Linked DNA regions of Mus musculus: region 1 is linked to region 2. The links are chromatin loops, found by intact Hi-C in ENCODE. Cell type or tissue: heart. All regions are shown on one strand. Links, peaks and the distances in the headings refer to the core of each region. The heading gives the core; the rest is flanking DNA. Region 1 overlaps Drd2 (dopamine receptor D2). Region 2 holds the start of Ttc12 (tetratricopeptide repeat domain 12).

Region 1 (5,371 bases), core at 248-5,247, 98 kb after region 2:
CCAGCCTGACAACAATAGTCAGGGCTCCTCACAAGCAGGTAGGGCTGGAAAAGGTTGCTTGGAGGTGCCACAATTGAAGGGTGACTCCGAAATAAGGTGTTTTCTCAGGGAAAGAACTTGAGGTGGGGGTGATCAAGGGTTGCCAAAGGAAAGCTGGTTGGTCCAGGAAGGGGATGATGCCCTTTCATGGCTGACTCCTGCCTCTGTGCCTTCTGCTCTCTGTTCCAGGGAGCACAGAGCTGGCAGGTGGGGGGAAGAGCACCTTCAGTGTTTCGTGAACCCAGGCTGCCTGTTTCCTGTGCTTTCCTCAGCTTCTCGTGTGCTGCCTCCTCTGAAGTTTGGCACTTGAAGGAATCTAATTGTCTAATTAAAATTTAACAATCCCTTATCAGGCTCGATGGCGGGTGAGACACTGCTGTCTTAAACACATCAATTTTTTTCTTCTTCTTCTTCTTTTCTAAGACTTTAAGCATTTCAATGAAAAAAAAAAGTAAAGAGGGGGGAGAATTTCTCATTTACATGTCAAAAGCAGCTTGGTGGAGTGATTTGCTGGAGATGGAGTGAGTAGGTAGGGTGCTCTTCTTCAGGGCTCCTGGCAACCCAAGCCAACGCCTCCCTCCTCTAGGTAGAGGGCCAGGCTGTGGTTCAGGGATGGCTCTTTCTCTAGAGCCTACAAACTCTTTCTAGGAAAGCAGTGTGGGACGAGGATTGGGAAGGGACGAGGCTCTCCCATCAAGTGATTCGTTCTTGACCTAAAGGCAGCTTCAGCCTGGGGGGGGGGGGCAGGTTGAAAGACCTCACACTAAGAGTCCTAAGTGGAGCATCTTCCAGGGGTTTACTACCAGGCTTGTACCCCAAAGGTACCCACCACTGAGATCCCCTAGATCTAGACTCCAAGAACCTGGAATGATGGCTGGAGACACTAGCATTATCTAAATGGCGGGGTTTCTTAAATCCTGGGCTGAGAGTCTAGGGTGTCTGTGCAAAGGATAACGAAAGATGAAGCAATGTTAGGATTGTGCAGAGCCATGGCAAGGGATGGTGACAGGCCTGGGGCATGTGTATGCAGTCATCTCCAGGCTGACCCCCTCCTCACCCCTGAACATCTTTCTCAACACCCAAACCTAGGTACACTGAGAAACTGGGTCCTTCTCTGGTGTCAGCAAGTCACATCTGAGTGAAGAATTTGGAAGGAAAGATGCTCTGTGGTTTGGACCTTAGAAGTCCCCCAAGATTGCCCCCCCCCCCTGTGTACTGATTAATGCCTTACTCCCCAGGTTGGCATTACTGGGAAGTGGTGGCAATGTTAGGAGGCAGAGCATGTGGGAGGTCTCCAAGCACTGGGTGAGCCCTCAGAAACTCTGACCCTTCCTTGTCCTCTCTCTGCCTCCCAGCTGATGTGAGGAGAGCACAGCTTCCTCCACCAGATTCCTAACATGATGTGCCACCTCCACACAGGAGCCCAGATAACAGAACCAAAGGCCTGCCATCTTCCTCTCTAAACAAACCCTTCCACCTACAGCCATAGGAAGTTGGTGTTACTCTTGGGCTCCAAACTAGCCCACTCCACAGGCTCAGCATCACTTTGGGGTAATGGGTCTATACTATTTAGATACCTAGTCTAGCAGAGGCCTTCCTTTCCACGACCTGACCCACCATTTTGGGGTGATCGAGATTTCTGTAGAGGAAGTAGAAGAGACTACATGCTGACAGCATATGGTTATGTCTCCCAACTTCTGACGCTCCCCACCCCACCTCTGACATAGGTCATTCAACCTCACACCTCAGAGCATAGCAGCAAAGCCCATCCCTTGCTGCTAAGGCCTCCTTTAAAAGTGTAATGAAAGGATAGACCATCCAGAGACTGCCCCACCCGGGGATCCATCCCATAATCAGCCACCAAACCCAGACACTATTGCATATGCCAGCAAGATTTTGCTGAAGGGACCCTGATATAGCTGTCTCCTGTGAGGCTATGCCAGTGCCTGGCAAATGCCGAAGTGGATGCTCACAGTCATCTATAGGATGGAACACAGGGCCCCCAATGGAGGAGCTAGAGAAAGTATCTAAGGAGCTGAAGGGGTCTGCAACCCTATAGGTGGAATAACAATATGAACTTACCAGTACCCCCTGGAGCTCGTGTTTCTAGCTGCATATGTAGCAGAAGATGGCTTAGTCGGCCATCATTGGGAAGATTGGCCTCTTGGTCTTGCAAACTTTATATGCCCCAGTACAGGGGAACGCCAGGGCCAAGAAGTGGGAGTGGGTGGGTAGGGGAGCAGGGCAGCAGGAGGGTATAGGGAACTTTCGGGATAGCATTTGAAATGTAAATAAAGAAAATATCTAATAAAAAAAAGTGTGGGAAAGCCAAGAAGAATTTCTAGCCTTCTCACCTTCTGGCTGTCTGCCCTGCCTTCCTGGAACCAGATGTTCAGCATCAACTCAAGGGCCTATCACATTCAAAGTCCAGCAGCCCCTACCCTTGGACTGTCTTCCCAGCCCTTCTCCAGGGAAGGTAGCCTAACGCTTTTATCACAGCACATTGCTTCCAGCATCTCCAGATGCAAGGAGGTCGTTATTCGCCTAATGATTTGGTATCCATGCATCTCATCAAATGCGAGCAACTTGCTAAAAGGATGGCTTCTACCTTGTCTGCTCTGGGTGCTTACCTCTCTACACAGAGTCTGGCAATAATAGGTGATTCACAAATGAGGAGACATCTGTGGAGTTAGTAGCTCATGCAAGGGTAAGGCCAGTAGGCACTGGGCTCTGGGCTCTGGTGCTTACCCACCTTGTCATAGTCATGTCCCTTGGATCCTTCTCCTTGGGGACTACACTCCTGAGAACTTGCCTGGCTTTCTGGCATTCTGGGCCCCAGCGACAGAGGCCTAGCTGTCAGAGTCCTTCTGGGGTATCCCTGAAGTATACACTGTAGCACCCAAAGTTATAGTAATAGGAATGGAGTGTGCAGGTAGGAAGGGGATGGAGCTGAGTCCAAGATAACTTGCATCCTGTAGAAAAGGAGCCCATAGCTGGACTCTGGGCTACTGAAGGCCAGGGTACCCAGGGTCTCCTAGCCTCTTCATTAGTGCCCCACTGAAGAAGTAAAGTTGTCCCCAGAGCTATCACCTCAGAATGGTGCCAGGTAGGATGTTAAAGCGTTCCTGAGATGAACTGAGAGCCAGCTTATCTGTGGAACATGGAGAGGAGTTTGGGCTCAGCACACACAGCTCCTTGCTCAGTCACAGAGGGACCCCTGACTGAGAATCTTCTGGAAGAGAAGGGAGCTGAATGTGTCTGACTGTAAGGGCCATTTCTGTCCCCCAGCTGTAAGTGGCTAGCGTGTCTTCTCTGGGACTTTCATCCTTGGCATACGTCCCTGTTTGTATTCGTCTCAAGGTGACCAGGTGTCACAGGGACATCCAGATGACCCTGGCAATGTGGCTGGTCCCCCAGGAGACCCAGGCAGCAGTGGACTGATGTCAGAGCTCTGTCATCTGCCCTGGTTGCAGGCCCGAGGTCTGCATCATAGTTAGCCAGCACCTGGAGTCTCAGTAAAGGGAAGCAGGCATGTGTGGCTCCCAGTCTCATCCCTGTGGATTTTGATGGCTCCGTAAAAAAAAAAAAAAAAAAAAAAAAAAAAAAGTCTCTGCACAAACTGTCAAAGTGTCACACATTAATTAACTGTTAGCTGAGTGACTCAGTGTGGGGAGGGGCGGGGAGAAAAGCTTCAGTTGGTGCTAAGCGAGGTACCATTCAGCACGCGCCCGCCTTTTGATTAAAAATCTTCACAGTGCGAGGGAAGGGGCAAATCTCCGGGGCAGCTCACGTGTATTGACAGGTGGGATGCAGGCGGAGGGGGTGGGGCCCAGATCCCCCTCTTTGAGAAAGGGAACACGGAGAGGAGGGTGAAGCCTCTGGAAACTGTTCTGAGTTAAATCAGAAAGGATCCCACAGACTGGCTGTTCTTTGTCTCTGTCTCTGTCTCTGTCTCTCTGTCTCTCAGTCTCTCTGTCTTTCTCTCTGTCTCTCTCTCCCTCCCTTCTCCCCTCCCCCTTCCTCTCTTCTCCCTTCTTCTCTCCCTCCTCCCCTCCCAGTCCCTCCATTTGTCTCCCCCACCACCAAGAAAAGACCTGGGGAGGTGAGTCTGGTTTTTTCCCAAGGGGGCTGGGCTAGTCACCTGAGCTCACCATGCAGACAGACCAACCCCCCTCCCCGCCCCCCTCCCCCCTCCCTGGAGCTGAGTCTCGCCTCGGACAGGCCTCCTTGACCTTTACTTTAATTTCAGGACAGAATTGAGAAAACACGCTCTTGAAAGTCAAGAGGGAAACAAATCCTGAGCCTTATTGCTCTAGAAAGAGGGAAAACAGTCCTGGCTATTTGGCAGAAACTTGTTTTGCTTTATGAAAAAGCAGCCCTGTTCTTTAAAAAACACACACACACACAGACTGCATAGCCTGGATCCCGTGGTTTCAGTGGAGAAAAAAAAGAGCAGGATTGCTTGCTATCTTGCTGCTGCTCGGAACATTCAGGAAGCAGTTCTTCCCGACCTCTCATTCCTAGGATGCAGCAAGAGAGGCCGAGGGCCGTTTCTGTCCCAGGAAAAGGAGAAAGAACCCCTCCTGCAACCGAGTAGATAAGCCAAGCAAGACTGAACTTTGTGACTCCCAAATAAATAGCAACTTAGTTTCAAGACCTCAAAGAGCAATTGACAGTAAGCCTGACCAAAGGGGACTACAAAATCCAGAAAGCAGAACACGCTACAAGGCAAAGGAAAAAAAAAAAAAAGAAGAGAGATAAAGTCCAAGGCAACAAGCAAACAAAACAAAAGACAGAGAAGCATCTAAAATAGAAGCCACTCCAGTGCTGCGTTAACCCGTTACAATGTGTGAACATACGTGGGTTCTGACTCAAAGAAACCAGCTCTTCAAAGTCCATGACATTTCAGAGACAATTGAGAACCTTGGTAGGAGATTTTTGATATTAGGGTCATGAGTAATATTTGTTAGTTGCAACAAGGGTGTTCTGGTTGAATTTTTTTTTTTTTTTTAGAAGCAAGGTCCCAAATAGCCCAGGCTGGTATCAAGGTCACTGTATAGCTGAGGATGACCTTGAACTCCTGACCTTTCTGCTTCTACCTCTCACGCACTGAAGTGGCAGGCGTGTACCACCATGCCCGGCTACACTCAGGTTAACCTTTGAAGAGCTCTTAGGTTCTGGAGATACACAATGAAATGTTTATAGATGAAGTTCCATGATGTCTGAGATTTATTTGAAAATGCTATGAAAGCGGAGGTGTTGTGTGAATAAAAGTGGCCATAGTTGAGGTTGAAAGTAGATGATGTGGGCCGGAGAGATGACTCAGCGGTTA
Region 2 (5,371 bases), core at 235-5,234:
CGCCCACAGCACCCTTAGATTTTTGGCATAGCATCAAGTGAAGAACACGTGGTCAGAGTGGCTGAGCATGTTATGCCGAGGCAACAAAGCCACCCAAAATGTTGACCCCCTTATCAGCCGGGTCTACTGCTTACTCTTCTATGAATCAAAGGTAGACTGGGTTCTGTGAATGCTCACACAGGCCTCCATTGGCTAACTGCTGGGTGGGTGGGGGGGCATAGTCAATGAGTCACACTCGGGTTATTGAAGGTTCTTGTTCACAGTTGCTTATCTGTATACCACACTGGCCATATCAAGTTACCAGGGCACAAAAGTAAAATCTACATAGGCCTGGACAAAAGAGCATGAGACTCTTTGCTGCCAGGTGACTGACTTTCTGGGGTCACTTAGGACTTCTGACCAATCCGAGGTAAGTTTGGTGGCACACACCTGCCATCCCAGCACCCGAGACAATAGGATCACCTTGAGCTCGAGGACACCCTGGGCCACAAAGTGAATTTTGGGCTATGCAGGGCCACAGAAAGGTATAGCATCCAAAACACACACACACATACACACACACACACACACACACACACACACACACACACACAGACCAGCTAAAGAAGCAAAGTGAAACAAAACAAAACCCTAGTAATCTATCAAGTGTAAGATTTGTCCCCGCAAAGTGGCTTGTGACTGTACCACTGTAATCTTACTCTTCAGGACAGATGGCCCTTGGAAGCCTGATGCAAACTGTCAACTCTCTTATCCTTTCTCCATCCGGAATAGCATACTTGACAGTTTCTGTAGGCACATTTGCTCATCTAAGTCCACGTGCTAGAAACAAAAAGACAAAACAAAGGCAAACCTCTGGTCCTAAGGAATGGGAACTAGTCCTATAACACATGGGCTTATGGGACTGGGGAGGGCAGAGCTGCACTCCATAGCAACAGGAATGGAAGCCGTCAGACAGAAAGAGCTTCTGAAGACGCACCAGCCAGCCAGTCTGTGGCTACTGAGCATCACTATCCAAGGCAGTCCTGGGTGCAAGTGAGTCTGTCCCTTCTTCGGCCAGTAGTTCTGGAACTCCCATCGCCTCTTCTTACCTGGGTTCTTGCCTGGCCACTGGCTAGCCTCAGGCACTTTTTTGTAGATTCTGGTTTTGACTGATCTACATTACCCACATTTTAGAGCTCAGGACTCACCACTCTTCCATTCCCTGTGATGTGCTCTCTCTACCCTAAATCCTACTGTTGTTTGTATATCACTCACTTCTGTAGCTAGATAGGATCCAGCCCCCTTAACCATAGCTTTGTCGGAAAAGTGTCGTTTTTCCATTTCATTTACGAGAAAAATTGAGAATCAAAGAGACGGTACTGCCTTGGAGGCCATACATTGGTCATTAAAAACAAACCTGGACTCACACCGAAGTACGCTGGATGGAGCCTTTACATTATGGGACTAAAGATATGAAACCAACTGGGAGAACCCTCGCGGCTCCAGAGTGGAAGGGCTTTCACTGACGTTGCTTTAGCGACCAGCCGGCACCAACTTGCTTCTGGGTGGGACATCCCAGCTTCAAACGGGGCAGCGCGTTCTTTGGGTCACGAGAGGCCCCGCCCTCTCCAAGGCCCCGCCTCTCCCCAGCGAAAGCCAGTCACAGCCTGTCCTCAGCTTCCACTTCCCGTCCGATCCTGGGCACTAAAGGTCAGTCTAGCCGGGTGGCCGTGGGGAATCTATCTTGGAACTGTTCCTGGCCTGGGCTTAGAGTTGACAGAGGCCACTGACTCGGGCCCTGAGTTTGATCCAGTACCAGCTGCAGGCTGAGACCAACCCTGGAAGCACAGGGCCAGGACGCTGGGGAGCGGTTGCCTGGCAACAGTACAGCTGTCCCCGCCCTCCCTCCATGGAGTTGTGTAGTACCGAAGGGTGGGGCTCGGGTGTGGGTCCTCCACCCCACCGCCGCTCTGCTCCTTTCCAGGGAGCCTTGGCTCTGCGTTCCTGCTGACCCTTCTGGCTTGGGTGTACTGTTCCAGAAAGACTGGCTTTCTCCGTCCATGAAGCGCCTGGTTCAGGCCAGCCTGTAGCTCTGCACGAGTTAATTCCCTCCTCCACCCCCCACCTCACCCCCACCCCCACCCCCGATGTGAATCTCATTCCTAGGGAGTGTTAGCTGTTTGAGCCATATGCCAAGGCTGTTTTCTAGATAAAAGAAGCCTGACTAATCACGCATCCACGTTCAGGGTGCTACAGTCAGACCCGTGGTGTCCTCTGGGTTCGCATTATGATTTCCATAACGTAGACGGAGAAACTGGGACTCACGGGCTAATTGTGCATGTCAAAGTTTTAGTTCGCAGTTGTCTGACTGCACTACCAAGCCGCCTGTCTGCAAGCTGGAACCACAGTATAGTGTATTTAAAATATGCATACCTAGGGGGCGCTCCCAAACGAGCTGCGGCTCGCTGTGGGCCAAGGCTGGGGAAGTTTATCCTTCTGGTGATCTTTAGGTTGTGTGGATACGCCTTTGGGTACCTCCGAGGTTATCATGTAGTCTTCACATTCAAAATCAAGTGTAATAAAGCTAATGTACTTGGTAGAGTACTGAAAAGCAGACGCTGGTGCACTGTGGCACCTCCTCTTCATCCTCAGAAACAGGGCGGAGGCAACGGTTTTAATGGAGTGTGGACATGTTCATGAAGGTAGTCTTCTCCCTACTTATCCTGTGCTTTGCCTGGCCCAAGCTTCCGACTAGGCACACCTGTCATGGCCAAAGTTGGAAGACCACACTCGTCCCCCAGCCCTGGCAATAAGTCGGCTCCTCTCCCAGCTTCCTTTGCCATCAGGTCCCTAAATCACAGTGGTTGGTGGTTAGCTTTGGAGGAATTATTGTAGAGCATTTCCCCCCAGCAGAGGCAGGGCTGGCAGCTCTCCGGAAGTGTGGCCACAAATAATAACTGTCCCTTGGCCTTAAACAGCAGTCAGAGGGAAATGGCTCACCCTGCTGTTATTCACGACATTTACAAACACTTAGTCTTAGACAGATAATAAGCCCGATGGTTCTGTTTAGTGTTTTATATTATTAATTTCATAATTTATACTGCCTCCCTTAGAGATTTGTGTCTGCGATGGCTGATGATCAAGAGAGAGACTTGCAGAGATTTCTGGAAAATGTGGATGAAATAAGTAAGTCGCATTAAGTCACAGGCTGAGTTCTGCCTTGGAGCGGTGAAGTGGGTGAAGAAAAACGAAGTTAGCTCCCTGGCTTGTTTGACAGGTTTATGACTCTCAAGGAAAAAAAATGTAATTGAAATTAAACAGAAGGCTATTGAGGTCTCAGTTACAGCCTTGGGGCAGTATTTTCTGGCTGTTAATTGGTATCATAGAAGTTATCATGGTCTAACTGAAGTTCAGGCTGACGGCTCTCCTCCAAGCACCTTTCCTGGTTGCCAGTGAGTCTGTCTGTTCCCTTTGAGATCTATTGAGAGCCTACTTAGTCATCTGTGTTCCTCTTGTAGGCAGGGGACATGAGTCTGTGGCTTTCCCTTCAGATATGTCAGTTACGTGAATGGCTTATGAGTTTCATCCTCTTTCTCAGCACCCCCTGACCCAAGAACACCCTTCCCAAGTTCAAAGAGGTAGAACTTAAGAGAATGTCCATTGAGCCATGCAGCACATTGAAGAGACTCCAAACCAGTCTATCCCTGTCCCAGCTTTAGGGAGCTTGTTTGTAGCTAAAAAGAGTGCATGTGCACACGCACACACACCTTATTTAGCAAGTAGGAATATGTTAAATTGGCAGGCTGTATGGGTGAAAGAGAAACAAAACAGATTTAGAAATAAGGTAACCTCCTGGGGATAAGTAATTGGGTATCCAGTTGTGCCCGCACCAGCCTTCCCTGAGCTCCTTCCTGAATGCTTTTGTGGCCTTGGTACACTGCTATCTTCATGTGAACCCACCTGCCTGCTGGCCTCTATATTGCCTCCCTGCCTTTCTTTCAGAGTCTCGGGCTCTATGGTCAATTGCCAAGGCTACCACCATGCTTCCATCCTAATGTGTCCGGAATTGAGTCATCCCCTCTCACTTTTTCTCCTCTCCCCTTCCTAAACCAAACTCCTCTCTCTGCTGTCTCCTGGTCTCAGCTGGTGGCACTGCCACCCACAAATCTCCAAGTCAGTGGGACTCCTCCCACCTTTCCATCTGTGTCCAATCAGCCTTCAGCTTTGGCTCCCCTCACCCCACCGCCCTGTCCGGCTTCTCTGAGGCGCCCTCTGTTCTGGTTCCTCTCTGCAGACTCTCTTAACAACTTGTAATCGTTGTTTCTGCCGCCAGGCCCACACTCCCCACAGAGTAATGTATCTAAAATGCAGATCTGGCCAGACACTTCTCTGCTTGTGTTCTTCTTAGTCACAATGACTCAGGAGCTCTCATCGGACTAAGTCCTCACGTGACCTTCTCCCCGAGCCCCCTCATCTCTCCACATCTCATGCGTGAGCAGCAACAAGCGGCTTGCAGTTTACTTTTGTCTTGGTTAGGGTTTTACTGCAGTGAACCGACACCATGACCAAGGTAACTCTTATAAGGACAACACTTAATTGAGGTTAACTTACAGGTTCAGAGGCTCTGTCCATTATCTTGAAGGTGGGGAGCGTGGCAGAGCCCAGGCAGGCATGGTGCAGGAGGAGCTGAGAGTTCTACATCTTGTTCCGAAGGCAAGCAGGAAAAGCCTGGCTTACTGGCAGCTAGGATGAGGGTCTTACAGCCCACACCCACAGTGACACACCTACTCCTACAAGGCCACACCTACTTCAACAAGGCTAGCCCTAGTAGTGTCACTCCTTGGGCTAAGCTGAGTTCAGTGTTGAAAACAGATATTAAAAAATTAATTTCAAGGTGATATGTGGAAGGAAGAGAGAGTTGAAAAAGTGCAGAAGAACCTAACCCAGTTTAGGTAGTTGTATTAGTCTCATGAGACTATCACAAAATACCAGAAGCTAGATGAATTAAAATTAAAAATGTATTTTATCACTGCTCTTGAAAATAGACTGTAAGAACAAAGAGGTGGGGTTCGAGGATTAGCCTAGGGTCCCTGACCAGCAAGCCCCAGGGATCCACCTGTGCCTGCTTTCTCTGCACCAGGATTGCAGATGTACTGCCACATGCAGCTTTTTACAGGGGTGTTGGGGATCAAACTCGGATGCTCAGATTCGTGTGCTGGCAAGCATTTTACCACGAAAGTTTTCTCCCCAGCTTCTTCTGTATACCTTTCTTTGGGGAATTTTTTTTTTCTTTTCCAGTGAGTAGGGATCTTCATGTACCTAAATCTCCCTTTACCACTCAGGGAAAGCAGAGAGGTGGTCAGACCCAAGTCAGAGCTTACGAGGAAACGTA

The links. Hi-C counts contacts between places; a loop is a spot of excess contacts. Peaks named below come from ENCODE experiments on the same cell type or tissue, not always from the same donor. Only the 100,000 strongest peaks of a DNase experiment are listed, where the experiment ranks them.
Region 1: a loop joins it to region 2, with 2.2 times the contacts of the local background. A loop is called at or near these places in 2 of 42 quality-filtered maps.

The regions. Positions count from the first base shown.
Region 1 is chr9:49,384,733-49,390,103 of GRCm38, reverse strand. The region is part of intron 1 of Drd2 (dopamine receptor D2); the gene reads right to left. Among named protein-coding and RNA genes, the nearest start is that of Gm46111, 23 kb to the left of the region's middle. In heart, for the core only: no CTCF peak of the experiment used is centred there; no DNase peak of the experiment used is centred there; H3K4me3 peaks cover 406 bases; H3K27ac peaks cover 1,075 bases.
Region 2 is chr9:49,482,464-49,487,834 of GRCm38, reverse strand. Ttc12 (tetratricopeptide repeat domain 12) reads left to right here and starts at 1,610. Exons shown (of 22, transcript NM_172770.3): 1 at 1,610-1,689; 2 at 3,093-3,165. The coding sequence starts at 3,108. In heart, for the core only: a CTCF peak has its summit at 2,420; a DNase peak (open chromatin) is centred at 1,784; H3K4me3 peaks cover 1,796 bases; H3K27ac peaks cover 678 bases.